Linked DNA regions of Homo sapiens: region 1 is linked to region 2. Evidence: chromatin contacts called from ENCODE Hi-C or POLR2A ChIA-PET data. All regions are on one chromosome and are shown on one strand. Each heading gives the region's core, a stretch centred on a gene start or an enhancer-like site at or near the end of the contact. The rest is flanking DNA. Distances are from core to core; before and after follow the strand shown.

Region 1 (4,171 bases), core at 289-2,788, 200 kb before region 2:
ACTACAAACCCTGTGTCTGCCATCTGATCACACACCTAACCACTGCTGTTAGAGAAGAATAATGCTTTATCCTTTGCTTTCATCTTCCAAATATCAGCTACCTGCCAGTGCCTCTCAATGGCAGAAGCTAGACTAGAACCTTCCTGTAAAGAAAGTAAAAGACATGCAATTGCTGAAGGCCAGGAGTTCAAGACCAGCCTGGGGAACATGGCAAGACCCGGTCTCTACTAAAAATAAGAAAAAAAAAAAAAAAAAAAAAAAAAAAAAGAAAAAGTATAAGACATGCAAGTTTCAGGGTACCAGCCCTCGTAATACAGAAAATATCAGAAGGGTAAGAATAGCAATAGACAGTAGAAGGCAAAATGCAGCAGCCTGGAAAAACTAATGCTTGAATCTGGAGGAGAGATAGGACTTGAGTATGTAAGGGAATTGATAATGTCTTTGCAAGTGGTGAGCGGAGCAATATGACTAGATCCTGCACACTCCAACCTGCCTAGAGGTTTCTGGCTCCAAAGTGCTCACTAAATGCATGACAAATGAATGTAGGAGGGAATGGGTGTGGTATATTCATGGAAGGAGACATCTGAACAGAAAGAGTGTATTAAAGATTAGGACATGATGCTGTCTCACATGGTGTTTTACAGTTTTCAAAGTAAGTTCACATGTGTTAGCTTTGACTCTTTTGAAGTGTTGGTAGGGTGGGGTAGATTATTGGGGTGCTTGAAAACAGGCATGAGCATTTAACTTTGAGGTATTGAAGACAATGACTGGGCCGGGCTCGGTGGCTCACTCCTGTAATCCCAGCACTTTGGGAGACTGAGACGGGTGGATCTTTTGAGGTCAGGAGTTCAAGACCAGCCTGGCCAACATGGTGAAACCCCATCTCTACTAAAAATACAAAAATTAACTGGGAGTGGTGGCGGGCACCTGTAATCCCAGCTACTCGGGAGACTGAGGCAGGAGAATTGCTTGAACCTGGGAAATGGAGGTTGCAGTGAGCTGAGATCGCGCCGCTGCACTCCAGCCTGGGTGATAGAGCAAGACTCTGTTTCAAAAAAAGAAAGAAAACAATGACTGACATTCACTTACTATATGCTTGGCTTTCCATACTTGACCTTGCTTTTCTTTACTGCTCCATACTTGAGTACAATCACGGCTGAAGTCGTTTTTATTGTTCATTTTCTACAGAAAAGGAAACTGAAGTTTAGAAATGTTAGGCGACTTGTGACAAAGCCAGAATCTGAACTCAGGGTGACAAACTCCAGGTCCCGGCAATTTAACTTCACTTTGAGTTGCTGCCCAGGGCAAGAGGGGGCCAGGAATTCCATTTCTCAGGAAGCACAAAATTACTTAGCAAAAGGGTTCTCTTGCCTGAGGCTCCGTGTAACAGAAACTCGTGCCCAGCAGTGAGTACTTGGGGGGCTTGACTGCCTTTTCCTCTCCTTGGTCTCAACTTCTGAAGCTATAAAAAGAAGGGATTGTACTGGAGCAGGGTCGGCCGGCTGTGGCTAGTGGGTCACCTCTGGCCCACTGCCTGTGGCTGTGGGTGCGGTTTGATCGGCACACTGCTGCCTGTGTGCTTACTTCCTGTTTATGTTGTTTTCGCTTTACAGTAGCAGAGTTGAATAGTTGTGACAGGGATCATATAGCCTGCAAAGCCTCCACATTTACTCTCTGACCCTTTACAGACACGTTTGCTGACTTGTGGCTGAGAGGGTCTAGCCAGGCTCTCCCAGGTTTGTACTCTGGGATTGTAACATCGGTGCATAAATTCCCAGGTTAACTGTCAAGCCCTTGCCAGCGGCCCGTTTACTTCAAGAAATATTTCTACCAAATCCCTTTGCAGAAGCTCCCTTGAGGTGTGTAAGACCCACAAAATTGCTGACCATCCTTGTTGTCCACAGCCCACTGCACCCAGGCAGGCCAGAGAAGGGAAGGGAGGATATCCTGTTTCCAGGAACTGAAACCTAACACCATGAACCTGTCCTCTATCACATGGAGAAAGTGGGCCCCCTGACGAACGCCCAGGAATCTTCCTACCATTGGCAGGTGCAGGGAACCTAGGACCTAATATCCTCGTGATCCTTGGGAGGCTGAGTCCCCAGGAGAGGATGCCAGGCCAAGGGGACCTGAGCTGGGATGGTCCTGGCTGGACCAGTCCTTGCTTGGCACTACTGCTATGTCCTCAGGTGAGGCAGCAATGGTGGCCTGAGGCTAAAAAGTGGACCGTCTGGTTTTGCAGGTACCTGTAGTCTTCCACGTTAGTTTCTGATAAACTCACCTGTGGCAGAAATTGCCCAGGTAATTCCAGTGTCTGCTTCCACCCCCAGGTCGGCACCTGGACAGCACCCCTTTTGTGTATGCATAAAGAACCTCTCTTTCCATTGATGACGCTTATTGCAGATTTAGTCCCAAGATAACTGGGGACTAAATTTAAGAAAGCTTGCATGCTTTTTTGAAGACTACGATAGTAAGAAATGGATCTTACAGTGTAAATCAATACATATATACCCAGTATTGATAGGCATATCCGTGCCTGTGTATGTGTGTCTGTGTGTGTGTGTGTGTGTGTGTGTGTGTACATGCCATTTGTATGTATATGTGCATGTAAAAGCAAAACAAAAGTTTCTGGAAAAAATACTTATCCTCAATGATGTATCGTTGTTCCTTGGTATCCATGGGGATTTGGTTCTAGGATCCCTTGAGGATACCAAAATCCATGGATGCTCAAGTCCCTGTTATAAAATGGTGTAGTAGAAGCATGTAACCTATGAGCATCCATCTGTATGCTTTGAATTGCCTCCAGATTACTTATGATACCTAATGTAATGTAAATGCTGTGGAAATCATTGTTATACTGTATTGTTTAGGGAATAATGACAAGAAAAAACATCTGTACATGTTCAGTATAGACACAGTTTATTCTCCCAATACTTTTGACCTCTATTTGGTTGAATCCACGGACGTGTGACCTGCAGATGTGGAGGACTGACTGTACTCACTTTGGTGTTTTCTATTCCATGTTATATTTTTGTTAATAAAATCCTAGTTTCAATCTACAAAAGTGATTTCTCAAGAAAATGTTATGACTTGCAGTTTGGAAACATTGCTTTAGATAATGTGTGGTATGTGGCAAGGGCTGTTTTCTTTCGTTATTTTCCAATAATGTTTAATGGCAGGGCACTTTGGGAACACTGGCTTGTATCACGAGGACTATCTTTCATGTCCATGCAGCTGTAAGTGTCCTTGGGCAAGTTGCTTCTCCCCAGGGACCCCAATTTCCTTATACATAAAATGGAGAGTTAGGATTAGGCCAAGCGTCCTTTGAGCTCTGAGAATCTGAAGTTCTATGCCGTACCTGTCCTTCGGGTGTCAGGAATACCTGTCACGTAGTTTTTAAGGTAACATTTGAGGTATCACCGATCTGAGGAGGCATGGGATATTTCTGGATGCTTTTCCATTGAGGCCCTGAATCCTGAACAAAAGGGGCTTGTTAGGAAGAACACAGGCCGTGGAGTTTATTGGCTCTACTGGTCTGTATTGCAATATCAGGAATATTCAGATCCACTTAATGACTCTTTCCCTTAATCGTCGTAATGACTGGTGACGCGTCCATGTGCTCTGCTCATGAGGAGCTGCAGGTGCTGAGAGCCCGAGCTCCTTGAGTGGAGCTGGCACGAGACTCCAGGCCTTCTGCCTCAAGCTCATGGGACCACACGGCTCCAGAAAGGGTGGGCAGTGATATCCCCAAATTGTAGAAATCAGAGATGGAGAACATGGCCTGTTTCAGGGTCCCTGCCAGCCCTCAGATGGTTTTTGTCTATTGTAGGAAACCTGTCAAGCACAATGCCTGCTGTGGGAGCCACCTTCTCCAACTGACACCGCCTGACCCCAGCTTCCAGCTCACTCCCCGCTCTGTGAAGGAAGCAGCTCCAGGTAGTATGTGTGTGTGTGCGTGTGTATGTGTGTTTGTATACAGGGGTGGCTATACCTGAACCAGAGGTGTGCCCCACTGCAGGCTGGACGGCCTAACAGGTTCTGCTCAAGAGATGACAGGCCGTCAGCTACACCAGCCGTCCAGCTCTCTGCATCCCTAAGCAGACCATGACAGACAGCAGGCATGGAGCTGCGAGGGCCATAAGAGTGAGGCCTGAGTCCAGTCTGCCCCAGC
Region 2 (4,524 bases), core at 643-3,142:
AAGAATCTTGGCTTAGGAATTGGACAGACAAAGCCAGGTACTATTGCCTATTTAACAGCTGTGTGATCTTGGGTAAGTTAGAAGTCCCTGTAATTCTCGGTTTCCTTCTCTATGACATGAGAATAATGCATGCTTGACAGGCTTGTGTAAGGACAAAATGAAGTCATGTGTGCGAAAACCCTAGGGATGTGTCAGATACAGAGGAAGTGTGCAGTCATTGTTAGCCTCATGTACACACTCACACACACTCTCACACTCACACCATCACACCCTTCACACCACACATCCTCTCACACATCACACACACACACCAAACACACTGGCACACAGGCCGTACACACTCACACATGCACATCCTGCAGGTCCCTGAGGCGCAGGCACTATGCTTGGGCAGCATTCTGAAAGTACAGCAGGACCCATGGCCAGTGCAAAGGAGGGTTAGGGGGCACTTTACACTCCCTGGCAGAAGGTCTGAAGGGACTCTGAAGCCAAAACAGATGTAAGGAATTTGAGAAAACACTGGCAAGAAGGGCGTGGTGGCTCACACCTGCAATCCCAGCACTATGGGAGGCCAGCCTGGGCAACATGGCAAAACCCCGTCTCTAGAAAAGCATAAAAAATCAGCCAGGGTTGGTGGTGTGTTTTCACTCAGCTACTTGGGAGGCTGAGGCGGGAGGATTGTTTGAGCCCAGGAAGTTGAGGCTACAGTGAGCCGTGATCACACCACTGCACTCCAGCCTGAGCAACAGAGTGAGACCTTGTCTCAAAAAAGAAAGAAAGAAAGAAAAGACACTGGTGTTAGCTTTCAAGTCTTTAGAACTTGCTCCTACAGGGTCTTGATGCGATGGACAAAAGCAGCTGAATCGAGCAGTAACAGGTGTGTGAACGAATCCTCCTACGCGTACCCCTCACGTCTGTGTTCTGCCCACTTCTGCAGAGAATCTCTGCCCCAAGCCAGGCCAAGGGACCTCTTTACATGAGCAGCCAAGGGACAGAGACCTCTGGCTTCCCCAGGTGGGCCGGGGAAGCACAGAACAGCCAAGGGTGTCCCGATGTCTATTCACAGTGTATCTTCTTCCATCTTGAAAGTGCGTCACTTGTGGAAGGAACAAAACGCCATTACCCTCTATCTCATGGAGAAGCAGAGGTAAAAAGCAGAGAAGCGCTGTTTTACCCCAGCCTTCCTTATCTCTCTCAGCCATACTGGAAGCCCCCAAGGACGCATGATTATCTCAGGGTGACTGATGCTCTCTCTTTCCTTAATGCCACACACATAAGTCCACACTTTCAGCAGAAGAAAATACATAAGTGAGTGTAACAGAACAAGAGCCAGCTATGCATGCTTACATAATATTGTTTTGGGGCCTGTAAAACCCTGACTAGAAAAAATATTCCTTGTGCTCATGCCCGGGAGTCCACTCACAGCTCTGGTCTAGTCCCTTCAGTGTGGTGTTTTGATGCTGTTAGAAAGCAAAATGCCCCTGAGAAAGGGTACAGCTTGTGAAAAATCTGCAGGCATGAAGGCTGTGAGGGCTTTGTTAGAGGCGGGAAGAGCATCTGTTATTGGCCAACGAAGGTGGGTTCATTTCTGCATTAGCTCTGTGAGCCCAACCCTGAGCCAGACACCAAGATACTCGGTAAAGTAACCCCTTAGTAATGGTTTCTGGTTGGACCATCTCCAGAGCCCTAGGAAAGCCCATGAAAGGAGCTGCCATCTGACGTGGTGTTGGCCTGCAGCCCTTGCTCGAGGCTGAGGAGGACATCTGGGCCTTCCGCTGCCTGGGTGTTTGCCTGGTGAACAATGGCTGTAGCCAGAGTGTCTCCTCAGAGTCAGGCCCCGGGCTCTGTGACCTCAGGAGGTCAATAAATATTTGTTGACCGACAGACTCCACTGCTTGTCTTATTACAGACACACAGGGGGCCTGCCACTGCTGGCCAAACCCCAGTGTGGCCCCATCAGAAAACACAGGACAATAAACAGAGACGGATGGTCTGCCAGGAAAGACAGTGTCTTCCATTTGGTCATCCTCTTCCCAGCTGTGCCCTTCATTGAAGTTACAGGGCAGAGCGAGTGGCCTCACCAGGCCTCGGGGGCACCAGGACCTGAGGCACCTCCTTCCTCCCTCCCCTCCCCCTGTCCCGAGGTGTGATGGACAAAGGGAAACCCCGCCGGGGTGCCGGCTGATTAACCTCCCTTTCACACTGGCCTGGTGCGGGGCCTGGGCCGAAGTTCCACAGAGTTAGCAGATGTACTTCTAATTATTTATTAGGACTTCTCTCAGTGTGGCTCTTCTAATGAGACACTCTAAACTCCCAGAGGCTCGCCCGCAGGGGAATCATACAGCCACAGTTTGCAGGCAGGAAAGGCATGTCTCCATCACCACCCAGCTTTTGCCTGAATTTAGGTATGCTGTTATGTGTAAAGCGTAGAAAGTCACAGGTTTAAACACTAAGCCAGGAGACCTGGCGGCTGGAATGGCCTAAATGTTGACTTCATGGACTGAATTGTGTCCCCCCAAATTCATCTTGAATTCTTAATCCTCAGGACCTCAGAATGTGACTGTATTTGGAAACAGGATCTTGAAGAGGTAATTGAGTTAAAACAGGGATGGGCTAATCCAATCTGACTGGTGTCCTTATAAGAAGAGGAGACTGGACACAAACACAAACAGGGAAATTGTGTGAGGACACAGGGAGAAAATGACCAACTGCAAGCCAAGGAGAAGCTACCCTGGTAACACCTTGATCTTGGACTTCCAGCTTTGCAGAATCACAAGAAAATACATGTCTGTTGTGTAAGCCACCCAGTCTAAGCGGCTCTGATATGGCAGCCCTAGCAGACTAATGCAGTGGCCCTGGGGAATGTTGTCCTTTATACCCGGGGCTTCACAGCTTACCATGTGTGCCATGGCTAGTGGCTTGTGCAGTCTGCACCACAGGCCTGAAGGGCAGGTCAAGAAGTATTACAGGACTCCTGCCCCTTATCTAAAACTACTGGGAACAAATGTGTTTGGACTTCAGGATTCCTCAGATTTCAGAAAGATCAAGCATGCATATACCACAAATTATTGAACACTGAGTGAGTCTGACATAGCACCCATAATTAAACACACGAACACTTCTGAAATGAAACAGGATGCGTGTGTGTAGAGATAGATGTCTAGATATAGATATGTAATTGCACTGAGGGATTTATATAGTTTGGATATTTGTCCTCCCCAAGCCTCATGTGAAATTTGATCCCCAGTGTTGGAGGTGGGGCCTAGTGGGAGGTGTTTGGTCATGGGGGGCTGATCCCTCATGAATGGCTTGATGCCCTTCCCCAAGATAATGAGTGATTTTTATTCTATGAGTTCACGTGAGAGCTGAGAGCTGGTTGTTTGAAGGAGTCTGACACCTTCTCCCCGCCCTCTTGCTCCCTCTTTCTTGCCATGTGACATGCCTGCTCCCCCTTCACTTTCTGCCATGATTGGGAGCTTCCTGAGGTCCTCACCAAAAGCAGATGTCAGCGCCATGCTTCTTGTATAGCCTGTGGAACTGTGAGCCAAAGAAACCTCTTTTCTTTATAAATTACCCAGCCTCAGGTCAGCAGCACAAAACAGACTTAGACAGGGATACATATAGAATATATATAACCTCCTGTTTGTTCATATGAAATTTTGCCACCAAAACAGTTAGTACTAAGTGGATAAATACTTTTTTGGTTTGGGGAACTTTAGAAATATGCATAGGGTATTATGGACTTGTCTAATACCCCCACCCCCACCTCCTGACTTTCATAGATGAAGAAATCAAGACTCAGAGGGTAAGCAGTTCATTGGAGATCACTTGACTCATGGAAGAGCAGCTTGGCTCTTAACTTCTGTCTCCTAACTCCAAGATCCATTTCCTTCCACATGAGCCTAGAGGGCCTCCCTATAGGGTTTATTCACCACCAGCTGCTTGCAGATGCCTTCCTATGTACACATCACCCACATCCTTCCTCCACACCTTGCTACCTCCCGGCTCCACCTTGAACACCTGGCAGCTGTCAACAGACATTATCTTCTAGGCTCACTTCTCTGACCTCTCTGACTCTCACAGTTTTGGAACTAGAAATGATTTTAAAGATTATTCTAGCATGGTAGCCTGCTGATGTTTTTAAAGAATCAAGCCCTTTATTTTTCCAGTGTAATCATACATCTCGGATTATCAAACAAATACAGCAGAGCTTCAAAGTGAGCTGTACAAGGTAAGCCTGGCGTCCTTTCTTAGCCCAACCAGCCAGAGAGATCTGAGGTACTGTTACTGCAGCAAATCCGTATCTGTGCAGTCTGCAGCAACCTCGATTCTTGCCTCCTCAGAAGAAAGAATTCAACTGAGGGGCATAAGTCATAAGGTGTAAGGGAAAACTGAGGCAAGGTGTTTTGTTTGTTTGTTTGTTTTGAGACGGAGTCTCACTCTGTCATCAAGGCTGGAGTGTAGTGGCATGATCTCAGCTCGCTGCAACCTCCGCTTCCTGGGTTCAAGCGATTCTCCTGCCTC

Evidence for each region. Hi-C counts contacts between places; a loop is a spot of excess contacts on that map. ChIA-PET counts read pairs that join two places held with the same protein, here RNA polymerase II (POLR2A).
Region 1: a map of sigmoid colon shows a loop between it and region 2 (2.1-fold over the local background). The contact joins two enhancer-like sites. A Hi-C loop is called at or near these places in 1 of 168 maps with a recorded cell type or tissue (sigmoid colon). POLR2A ChIA-PET finds 5 or more read pairs at or near these places in 3 of 52 experiments (MCF 10A, Panc1 and activated CD4-positive, alpha-beta T cell).

Annotation. Positions count from the first base shown.
Region 1 is chr1:229,197,463-229,201,633 of GRCh38, reverse strand. No RefSeq gene overlaps it. Among named protein-coding and RNA genes, the nearest start is that of LINC02815, 45 kb to the right of the region's middle. RefSeq lists an enhancer at 3,413-3,912. Within about 2 kb of position 1,538, at least 10 of the 41 ENCODE cell types and tissues checked have a DNase peak (open chromatin) inside an H3K27ac peak, as active enhancers do.
Region 2 is chr1:229,001,104-229,005,627 of GRCh38, reverse strand. No RefSeq gene overlaps it. Among named protein-coding and RNA genes, the nearest start is that of LINC02815, 150 kb to the left of the region's middle. Within about 2 kb of position 1,892, at least 4 of the 41 ENCODE cell types and tissues checked have a DNase peak (open chromatin) inside an H3K27ac peak, as active enhancers do.